Regions from separate parts of the Homo sapiens genome. Here region 1 is linked to region 2. A link is a contact called in ENCODE Hi-C or POLR2A ChIA-PET data. All regions are on one chromosome and are shown on one strand. Each heading gives the region's core, a stretch centred on a gene start or an enhancer-like site at or near the end of the contact. The rest is flanking DNA. Distances are from core to core; before and after follow the strand shown. Region 1 has its middle 6.8 kb from the start of CASC17. Region 2 has its middle 210 kb from the start of CASC17.

Region 1 (5,306 bases), core at 661-3,160, 200 kb before region 2:
GGTGGAGGGAAGGGGGAGGGATAGCACTGGGAGATATACCTAATGCTAAATGACGAGTTAATGGGTGCAGCACACCAGCATGGCACATGTATACATATGTAACTAACCTGCACATTGTGCACATGTACCCTAAAACTGAAACTATAATAATAATAAAATAGAAAAAAAAAGAAATTGCTTTAGCAAAAATGTTCTCTATTTTAAATGCCTTTGAGTCTGGATCATTTGCTAAATCATATTCCTGAACTCATTGTGGCACATCTTTTAAGTCTGCAGTTATGGCCCCATGTTTCTGAGCATATTGTATTTTGTATTTAGGTCTCTTAGTGTTCTGGTTCATATGAAATGGCGCTATTTATTTATTATAAGATCTCACATTTGTTTTAGCCATCACAAGTTAATGTTAGGATGAATTAGGCCCTAGAGATGTAATATCATCTTTAAAAAGCTGCTCTGAAGACAGAAAGCTGAGAATCAAAGCATAAAAAGAACTAAGGTACAAAGTCTGAGTGTCTAAGTTCATATTTCTTGCATGTAACTACGTGAACAGATTAGATCCACAATCACTTTTTTTTTGGTCAAAAAACAGCTCTTAGACTGCAAGGAGAATGTGCAATGCATAGGAATGACTGGATAGAGATGTCTGTCCAATGACTTTGGGCCAAAGGTGGGGTAAAAAATGATGAATGGTTCTGCGAAACTACTGTTCTCTCTTTACTTGCTCTTGACTTCACATTTCTCAATATTTTTCAAAACAACAATGATGTTTGAAAGACCATGTCATTTGGTTGATTTTTAACATGTTAATGTCCCCTAAATATACTACCATTTAGCCAAATTATCTGAGGTTGTGAACTTTCTGAAGAAATCAAGAAATCATGCAAAACAGAGTCTGAAAGAGCTGAAGGTAGCTAGTAATTAAATCCAATCTATACAAGTATTAGAAAACCCCAAGCACAACTACATTTTGTGAACTAAGGTAGTCAGCAATTTGCAACCACCTGGTTTTCCTAAGGGCCTAGCACAGTGTCAAACCAATTTAAACAAGCATTTATTGAGCATTTTTATGTGTCTGGCATGGTATTAAGTACAACAGATTTAAAGGTCATTCATTGGCCCTGCCCTTGAGCACTCAATATTAATTGAAAAGTTTTCTACAAAATGTAGGCATTAAATTATTACTATGGCAAACAAGTTTATAATGTGATAGGTCAAATACTCGTTTATTAAAGTGTTAGGGATATATATCTATATATATATATATATATAGATATATATACACACATATATATGTGTTGCATTTCAGGTTATGGCCATTTAGCCATATTGTTAGAAGCCACACTGGAGTGCGCTCAATAGAAATATATCCTGTGGACGTGCTTGAGGAAAGAAACTCACATTTTCTCTTAAACCTTCAAGATACTTCATCTGGGCCTTAAGGGAAAACCATAAGGTCAAATAATTCTAATTGTTACAAAGCAATATCCAGTAGCAGAGTACCAAATATTGCAAGAGTTTATCGACACCTGAAAGGCAATTCTGGATATTTTTAGGTAGATTTTATGGAAGTGGACAGGACTGCGGAGGAGACCTTGTATTAGAAGCCAACCATCATCGCCACAATGACAATATCATACAAATGCTTTATTTAAGCCCCTTCATCTAACACTTTACATCTACTTTGTTTCTAGATGATTTTAAACATTGCTCATGTCTTAATATAATTTGTTCCAGAGACTTTTCAGGAGTTTAATAAGTGGCTAACTTAAAGTAACATCAGAGGCTGTCTCTATGAAGCTAATGGTTCTATGACATAGTCATCACTGAGTTCCCAGGTTGTCCATACCAAAATAGAGTTTATGATGTGTATGCCCCTGCCCAAACATGCTTTATATGCCAGGGGGTGTTGAAATGATGTCCTGCTGGCACAGGTTCTGTTTACCACATTGCCTTGACTTCATGAGTTGGGGCACATTCTATTTGGGTTGCGCAAGCCAAGATCATCATTGCATAAAGCAGGAACCCACAAATTGCTATTTCTTAGGTGACCCGATAGTGTCTGTTCACAGCAAAGGCTGAATGAGAATTACCCCTGGTTTCTTTGGGACGTGGCAAAGCAAACTTACTCAGAGTTCCTTGGTTGAATCCAAAAAAGAAGTCATCTACTAAGATGAGTCACTGTTGAGCAAAAACCTTGTCTGCTACTCTCTTTAAAGGTTATGTGCTCTTCTAAAATTACATATTTTGATTGATATATTAATGTGGCTATATTGTGGTTGCCTAGAGACAACTTGGAACCCAGTGAGTTGGATGATGATGTTCTTTGTCACTGATTACATCATCTCAGACTTCATGCTCCATTCATACCTTAGAGGGACAGAAATATACTTGCCCTTTTCACTGACGAAAGAAGAGATATTTTTAGATTTTGCCTTCCTCATTTCTATTAGGCAATTTTTTTAAATTTATACTTTAAGTTCTGGGATACATATGCAGAATGTGTAGGTTTGTTACATAGGTATACACGTGCCATGGTGGTTTGCTGCACCCATCAACCCGTCATCTACATTACGTATTTCTCCTAATGCTATCCCTCGTCTACACCCTCACCGCACAACAAGCCCCAGTGTGTGATGTTCCCCTCCCTGTGTCCATGTGTTCTCATTGTTCAACTCCCACTTATCAGTGAGAACATGCAGTGTTTGGTTTTCTGTTCCTGTGTTAGTTTGCTGAGAATGATGGTTTCCAGCTTCATCCATGTTCCTGCAAAGGACATGAACTCATCCTTTTTAATGGCTGCATAGTATTCCATGGTATATATGTGCCACATTTTCTTTATTCATTTGGGATAAGGTCTATCATTGATGGGCATTTGGGGAATGGGAGGGCATTTTATTCATTTGATAAATATCCTGTCATGTAGTTTAATATATTTGTAAATCTTTTGGGTTGAGTATTATCACTTTAAAGAGACTAAAGAGACAGAAATGACAGTAAACGAAGAAAGAAAAACTTTGCAAATTATTTTCTTTTGTCTTATTTATTAACTCAGAGCAAAATGTATAAACACCTATCATTATGGTTGTTAATTATGTTCCCCCAGCTTTATAATTGTGATCATCTGAGATACCATGATAGACATCCTAAGTCTCTTGACAAGATCAATTGAAAAAAAAGATAGGTCATCATTGCATATGCAGTTGCCCAAAGAGCCAAGATCTCAAGAAATTTTGTTTTTCACAAACGCAGATGTACAAAAAGGACATCTCTTCATTTATCTAGCATGTGGCAATGTTTTTACATACGTGCACAATGCTTATACACAAAGTCAGTGTTCTCATACTGTACTTTTATGGAGTCAAATTTGCCAAAAACAGAATAAATGATTTAGAACTCTCAAGAGTCTTTACAAAATATATACCAGTATTGGAAATGGTGTGAAGATGAAATACATAGCATAAAAGTTATACAAAATAATGCTAACAACTTAAAATAGCGGGGATAACAGGAAAAAAAACAAAACAAAAAACCCTAAAACTGGCTAAAAATAAAATCTGACATATGTAAATGCATATCACAGGGATAGATTAGGAACAATTTCATGAAGGTAGTCCCTAAGGGCTGGCCAGCCTTGATAATCATTAACTATGATTAATAAGTCTTGCATTGCAATGAATAGCTGCTTTTTATCTTTGAGGGCATGGCTTTCCTGGGAGAATATATTCACATTCATTTTCTACATGACGCTATTCTTTATGAAATTCTTCTACGATTCAATATATACCAACATGAGCATTCCCTATTAAATTTTCCTGTCTTCTGCGTCATGGTTCTATGTAGTTTGGGGTATACAGGAATCCATTTCCCATGTACTTATATAGAGACCCCAAATTCGGCAGAAACAGTACAAGTAATCAAACAGCAAAAATTGTGTTAAAACCTTTTTATCCTACTGTGGACATAATTATTTTCTAACCAGTCAGTGACTTTGCTGACTTCTTCAGGCAAATGTGGCTTTAATTCAATAAAAGCTCCTGAATTTTTATCAACTGAAAGGGATGTCAGTGTAGACAAGTGACACATTTTTAAGCTGATATTTTTGTCATTGCCATTGTGGCCAATTTACTCATCTGAATTTTCCACCAAATGCAATTTACTCATCTGAATTTTCCACCAAATGCAATAAGAAAGCAACAGTTCTGCCTACTATGATGCCACCAATATGAAGCCAGTATCCTACACACAGTTACAACCTCAAGGAAACCCTTTCTTATAATTTGACTTTCAGGATTTTGATATTTGAGATTTTAACAATTTGAGATTCTGATTCTTGAGATTTTAGATATTAGGGAATTTAGATGTTAGAGATTTTAATCTTTTGGAATTGCAACATTTGGAATTATGGCATTTGGGACTGTGTCTTTCAGAATTATGGTTGGCAGTGGTGCTCTCCTATAGCTACAAGGATCAGAGAAACTCTTCTCTTTGCAGAAGAGTTTTTTAATGATCCTCAAAAGATCAAAACAATTAAACATTTGGAGATAAGAAGGCCACTGGCTGATTATTTGACTTATGAAGACTAATATGTTGTAAAGTGAATCAGAACAGGTACCTGAGAGTGACATAAATATTTAGATGACAAAGAATCTTAACTAATGTGGTGGCACTATAAATATAAAGCCATGCATAAGTGTACGGAGAAATTCAAGGGGGATATCACTGAGATTTGATCTGACTTTTGAGGCTGAGTGTGTGGTAGAAGAGTAGCACTAAGAACAGAAAATGAAATATCAAGAAAATAAATCACTGTGATCTGAAGATAGAAAGGAAATACTGAGCTCAGTTTTAGATGTTTATCCTAGTTAACTGTGATGCCTTTCAGGTGGTGATGGGTCATCCAGGTAAATATGTCTATCAGATATTTGTATCTGTGGTACATAAATTTGGGATAAGTGTCAGGATTTGAGAATTTGAGGAAGTAAAATTTGAAGATGTGAGGCCAGAAGATATTTTTCTAGTCTTGAATTTAACAATATCTATATAATAACACAATTCAATATTTTTTGTTCATGTATCTCTGGATCCAAAGGAATAAAAGAGATTTCCACTTCTGAGATGGAGTGAATGTACTTTTTCCTTTTCCTTCTAAGCTCAATGAAAAATCCTGCACATTATGTATAATGCAAGCATGAGAAGACTCTGAAAGGTAGAGAGAAAAAGGCAGACTGGCTATGAAACTTAGGACCCAAGAAACCAGAAAGAAGTGAGTTCCCTCACTTTTCTTTGTGTCTCATATGTCCCAGACT
Region 2 (5,125 bases), core at 254-2,753:
AAAAAAAAGTTCATGCTCTGTTCTCACTCATAAGTGAGAGTTGAACAATGAGAACACATGGACACAGGATGGGGGACTTCACACACTGGGGCCTGTTGGGTTGGGGGAAAGGGAGGGAGAGCATTAGGACAAATACCTAATGCATGCGGGGCTTAAAACCTAGATGACAGGTTGGTGAGTGCAGCAAACCACCATGGCACATTTATACCTACGTAAAAAACCTGCATGTTCTGTCTATGTATCCCAAAACTTAAAGTAAAATAAATAAATAAATAAAATACCTATAAAAAAGTTCACACTCATATTAAAGGACGCAGTTGGCAAATGGATAGAACTAACTATTATCATGGACTTCATGCTGGCAAGTCTTCTGATCTGTTATGAGAAGTCACAAATCTGGATTTTGATCTACAATATTCTCATTATATCCTTATTTATTTTACATATCAACAAAGCTGACTCCATTACACACATATACCTATATACTTGTAAGGTAGATTAAATAGACACATTAACCTTTTTTTCAAAAATTATGCTAAAATTACAATAATGCATTTTTTTTTTTAAATACGTGAGCCTTGAGGATGTACAAAATTGGTGAAGGACGATAGTTGAAATGTTGTGGAAGCTGGTAAGGGGATGGCCCAGTGGTAATGGATTTAGCTGACCCAAGAAAGCAAAATCCCAAGCTTGGAATGAGGAAAGCTAAATTCTCTCAGAATTTTCAAAAAAGCTCAGTCAGTGGTATCTCATACCTCTGCAACTCGGGGAGAAGGCAGGATGGCTAACATCAGAAGGGCTGAGAAGCTGATGGAGACATATTGAGAGATCCCCACCTGTCCACTGTAACACATTCTGAGCAAACTGTTCTTCCCTACACGTTTGATACTATAGATTGGTCCCGTGGCTAGTATAAAATCGAGGGTCTGTGGATTGCAGGATGGCAGACAAGGATGAGAATGTGGATACTGTAAAGAATGAAAACAAGGGATTAAGCAGCCACATGCATCCTGAATCTTAAAAGGAATCACCCTGCACCCCAGCCTTCTTTCCCCATTTGGCACCAAACAGATGGGTGACCCGATTGTTAATCTTCAGACAGGAAATTGGGAAAATGTTTTCCTGAAAATCTGACTAGTGTTCCCTTAGGATCCTGACATCAAGGGATCCCAAACCAATAGCTCCCCAAATTATTCTACAGTAAACCTAAGAGCAATTCCAACAGCATGACTCTAATTGGTGGATTAGTCTTCATAGAGCAGAAAGCCCCAAATCAACAGATAATTTTTTTTAAAGACTCTAACATAGAAGATAGTGGTCAAAATGAATAAAGAGAGGTGGAAGAGAAACTATACAGGAAAAAAACAAATTTTTCGAAGTGCGACTTATAAGTGGGACCTATAAGCCTCTGTAAGTGTAGACAGTGGAACATATTAACCCAGTGAAAAGACTTCTGCCAGATATTTTGTACGAGGCTCATACTGTAGTTGCACCAGGCATACCAGCTTGATGAGTCTTGGGTTACTCAAGCCTTACTCATGAGCTTGCCCGCTGATTTACCCAGAAAGAGATTTTGTAAACTCTCAGGGAACTGAAACCAGAGCTACTGCTCAGTTTATTTTCTCTGTGGACATCTCATGTAAGTCGTAGCAACATTACCCTATCCTTACACAGCCAGGATTGTGCTTGCTACTCAGGTACACAAACTGAACAGTAAATTGTTTAGATACATGCACAGGTGTACAAATTTAAAATCAAATAAGCAAGTAAGTGAATGATTATCCGAAAAGTCAGGATAGTGATTATTTCCAGAGGAAGGAGGGTGTATTAGATTCCTATGACCACTATTAAATAAATTACCACAAACTTAGTGACTTCAAGCAACATGAGTGTATTCTCTTATACTTCTAGAATTCAAGGGGTAAAATCAAGATATTGGCAGGGCTGTCTTTCTTCTGGAGGCATTATGAGAGAATCTGTTTCCTTTTTTTTTCTAGCTTCTAGAGGCCTTCTGAATTTTTTTTGGTTTATGGCTCATCATGACAACCTTTGGTTTCCTCATCATATCTTTCTTTTCTGACTCTGATTCCTCCCGCACCCTCATATGAGGATCTTTATGATTACTTTGAGCCCACTTGGTTAATCCAACATAATCTCCCCATCTCAAAGTTCTTACTTTAACCACAGCCGCGAAGTCCCTGTTGCCACCTGAGGTAACCTATTCACAGGTTCTGGGGATTAGGATAGAGACATCATTGAGGTGTCATTATTCTATCACAGAAGGGGATGCAATCTGGGAGAGTCACTTGGGGGTTTTTGGTTTAAGATAAGCTGCACAATGGATGGCAAGTGTTTATTTTGCTTTTTATCATTCAACTGTACATATATATTTTATATACATTCCTGCAAGTCACATGTTTCACAAAAATGGGCTACACGTGTTATATATATGGGTCAAGTTTAGCTCCTTGTGTCTAGTTAGCAAATTTAATCTAGGATAATACTTATGTTGCAGGTTTACAACAGTGAGAAAGATGATACAGAGATTACTTCCTGCTTTTCTCTCTGACACAACTGTCTTTTTTTTTTTTTTTTTGAGACAGAGTTTCACTCTGTCACCCAGGCTGGAGTGCAGTGGCGCATTATCACAGCTCACTGCATCCTCAACCTCTCACACTCAGATGATCCCCCCACCTCAGCCTCCTGAGTAGCTGGGACTACAGGCATGCACCACCACAGCCAACTAATTTTTGTAGATATGGGGGTTTCGCTATGTTGCTCAGGTTGGTCTCAAACTTCTAGGATCAAGATATCTGCCTGCTTCAGCCTCCCAAAGTGCTGGAATTACAGGCATGAGCCACCACGCCTGGCAGTGATTTCTTCTTAATTACAGCCTAATTTCCTTTGGACTTGAGGCTGTAAGCAAGAGCAATGTGTTTGTCTTTTAGAATGAAGTAGGGCAGTAGTATTAACAGTTTCATGTAATGGTCAATTGATATATGTCATTGTATTAGGCTCTTCTTGTATTGCTATAAAGAAATACCTGAGACTGGGTAATTTATAAAGAAAAGAGGTTTAATTAGTTCTTGGTTCTGCAGGCTGTATAGGAAGCATGGCACCTGCATATGCTTGCCTTCTGGGGAGTACTCAGGGAGGTTTTATTCATGACAGGAGGTAAAGCGGGAGCTTGCATGTCACATGGTGAAAGCAGGAGGGAGAGAGACAGAGAGAGAGAGAGAGAGAGAGAGAGAGAGTGAGTGGGGTGTCAGTCACACACTTTCAAACAACCATATCTTGCAAGAACTCACTCACTATCCCAAAGACAGCAGCAAGCCATGAGGGATCTGCCCCCATGATTCAGGCACCTCCCACCAGACCCCACCTCCAACTCTGTGGATTACATTTCAACATGAGATTTGGCTGGGGACATATATTCAAACTATATTAGTCATCAAAATGATAATTTGAATTTGATTTTGTTTGGTCTTAGAGGAGACATTCTTGAGGCTCATTTGAAAAAACCAATATCCCAGGTCATTCTAGACTATCTATCCTTTCCATATGTTTCAAGAACTTAACAGACTTTATACAAAAAGCCGAATATGGGGTCTAAGGAATATTTAGTTGCATGGTATATGACTAATTTTTCACCCCATGGGAGACAAAAGCGTATTCTTGGTCAGCCTCTTAGCATTTCCAGGGATCCATTTTTCTTTCCTTTCTTCCAAACTAATAAATTCTCCAGGAATGCTGAGAAACCTTCAGGCCTAAAGAATTTAGAAATTGTGGATGGTATACTGGTAAAAGCAATCAATAAAAAACTATAACATTAGAGTCTACTTGCAAAACAGGAGGAGTAGCAGGCAATCTCGACAGTGGAAATAGCCCAGGTAAACTTACATTCAATTGTAAATTGTTGAAGTGAGATACTCAACATATTGCATCTGGGAGGTTTCCCCTGAGTGTTGAATCTCCTCAAGTGATCAAACCCAAAATTTCTCTGGAAATAAAGTCAGAAATTGAATGATTTTGAAAAGGAATTTTCTTGCAGTGTTTGTCATTTTTTCCTAGTCTGGGTAAGTGGCATAAGGTAGAGAAAATTTAGAAAGAATAAAATGTTTTCAGTTATTACAAGAATGAAAATATCAATATTTTAAAATATCCAAACAAGTTGAAAGATTATTGTTGCTGTCACAAATTAGAGATGAGCAGCTGGGAAATATTGATTGTCAAATTTTCAAGTTTGGTATCTTTTCAAATATAAAATAATGTGTTTCCTAGGTGGTAGTTTAAACCATCCGAGTACATGGCTTCTTTAGAATTAACTTTAAAGGAGTTTTCTTTATTTTGGCCTAAGAGGTGATACTATCCCAGGCATCATAAAAGCATAGCATTTGAAATTTACCTTTTTAAAATGTAGATAGATTTGAACTAGAAAATAAAGAATTTGATTGAGATATGATTTCATTTGGATATTAGCAAGAAACATCAGCCAGAATGCTGTATTTGCATAGATCTGATGCCTTAAATTCAGGCTAACTTATCCTGTTACCAGCAAACAAAAGTCTCTGACATACTTGCCCTATGTGAAACAAATGCCCTGAGCTACTTCTTTGGCTTTGAACTCCATTACTGTGTGGTTCTGGTATCTTACCTTGGTTCTGATCTCATATTTGGTCCTGCTGTCATGTTTGGAGCTCAGGAGATCTGATCTTCTTGGTTTGGGACCCAAGTCACCCCTAACCCATGACCATAACTAGCTGCACCTTTTAATGGGGAGTGCTTCAGGCATCTCTACATCTCACAGTCTAGGCAAAACTCACTCCTGGTCATGAAAAGGAAGATATTCCCTTACCTTAGCCTAAAAGTCTCTTTTCAAGTCTTGATCTCCTGCTCTAGGATTGAAAAGCTGTCAACACTGTAGTAAGGTCTCTGAATCTCGTCAAGATAAAACACTGGTGCATTCCATAAAGTCAAGTTTGTTGTCGTCGTTGTCCTATTTTGGTTTTGGTTTTCATTTTAACTTGCACTGAACATGGGTTATGATCAGCCAAGTCCAAGCTGAACTACTATGAAGTTTAGCCTAGTTCTTTTTCAGTGTTTTTTATCAGTCATTCACAGACTC

What was found. Hi-C counts contacts between places; a loop is a spot of excess contacts on that map. ChIA-PET counts read pairs that join two places held with the same protein, here RNA polymerase II (POLR2A). Pooled maps may share reads with other maps.
Region 1: a map of mammary epithelial cell shows a loop between it and region 2 (5-fold over the local background). The contact joins two enhancer-like sites. A Hi-C loop is called at or near these places in 1 of 168 maps with a recorded cell type or tissue (mammary epithelial cell) and 1 of 50 pooled maps. POLR2A ChIA-PET finds 5 or more read pairs at or near these places in 1 of 52 experiments (PC-9).

The regions. Positions count from the first base shown.
Region 1 is chr17:71,206,306-71,211,611 of GRCh38, forward strand. No RefSeq gene overlaps it. Among named protein-coding and RNA genes, the nearest start is that of CASC17, 6.8 kb to the left of the region's middle. Within about 2 kb of position 1,911, at least 2 of the 41 ENCODE cell types and tissues checked have a DNase peak (open chromatin) inside an H3K27ac peak, as active enhancers do; they include mammary epithelial cell, where a contact is called at or near this core.
Region 2 is chr17:71,411,493-71,416,617 of GRCh38, forward strand. No RefSeq gene overlaps it. Among named protein-coding and RNA genes, the nearest start is that of CASC17, 210 kb to the left of the region's middle. Within about 2 kb of position 1,504, at least 5 of the 41 ENCODE cell types and tissues checked have a DNase peak (open chromatin) inside an H3K27ac peak, as active enhancers do; they include mammary epithelial cell, where a contact is called at or near this core.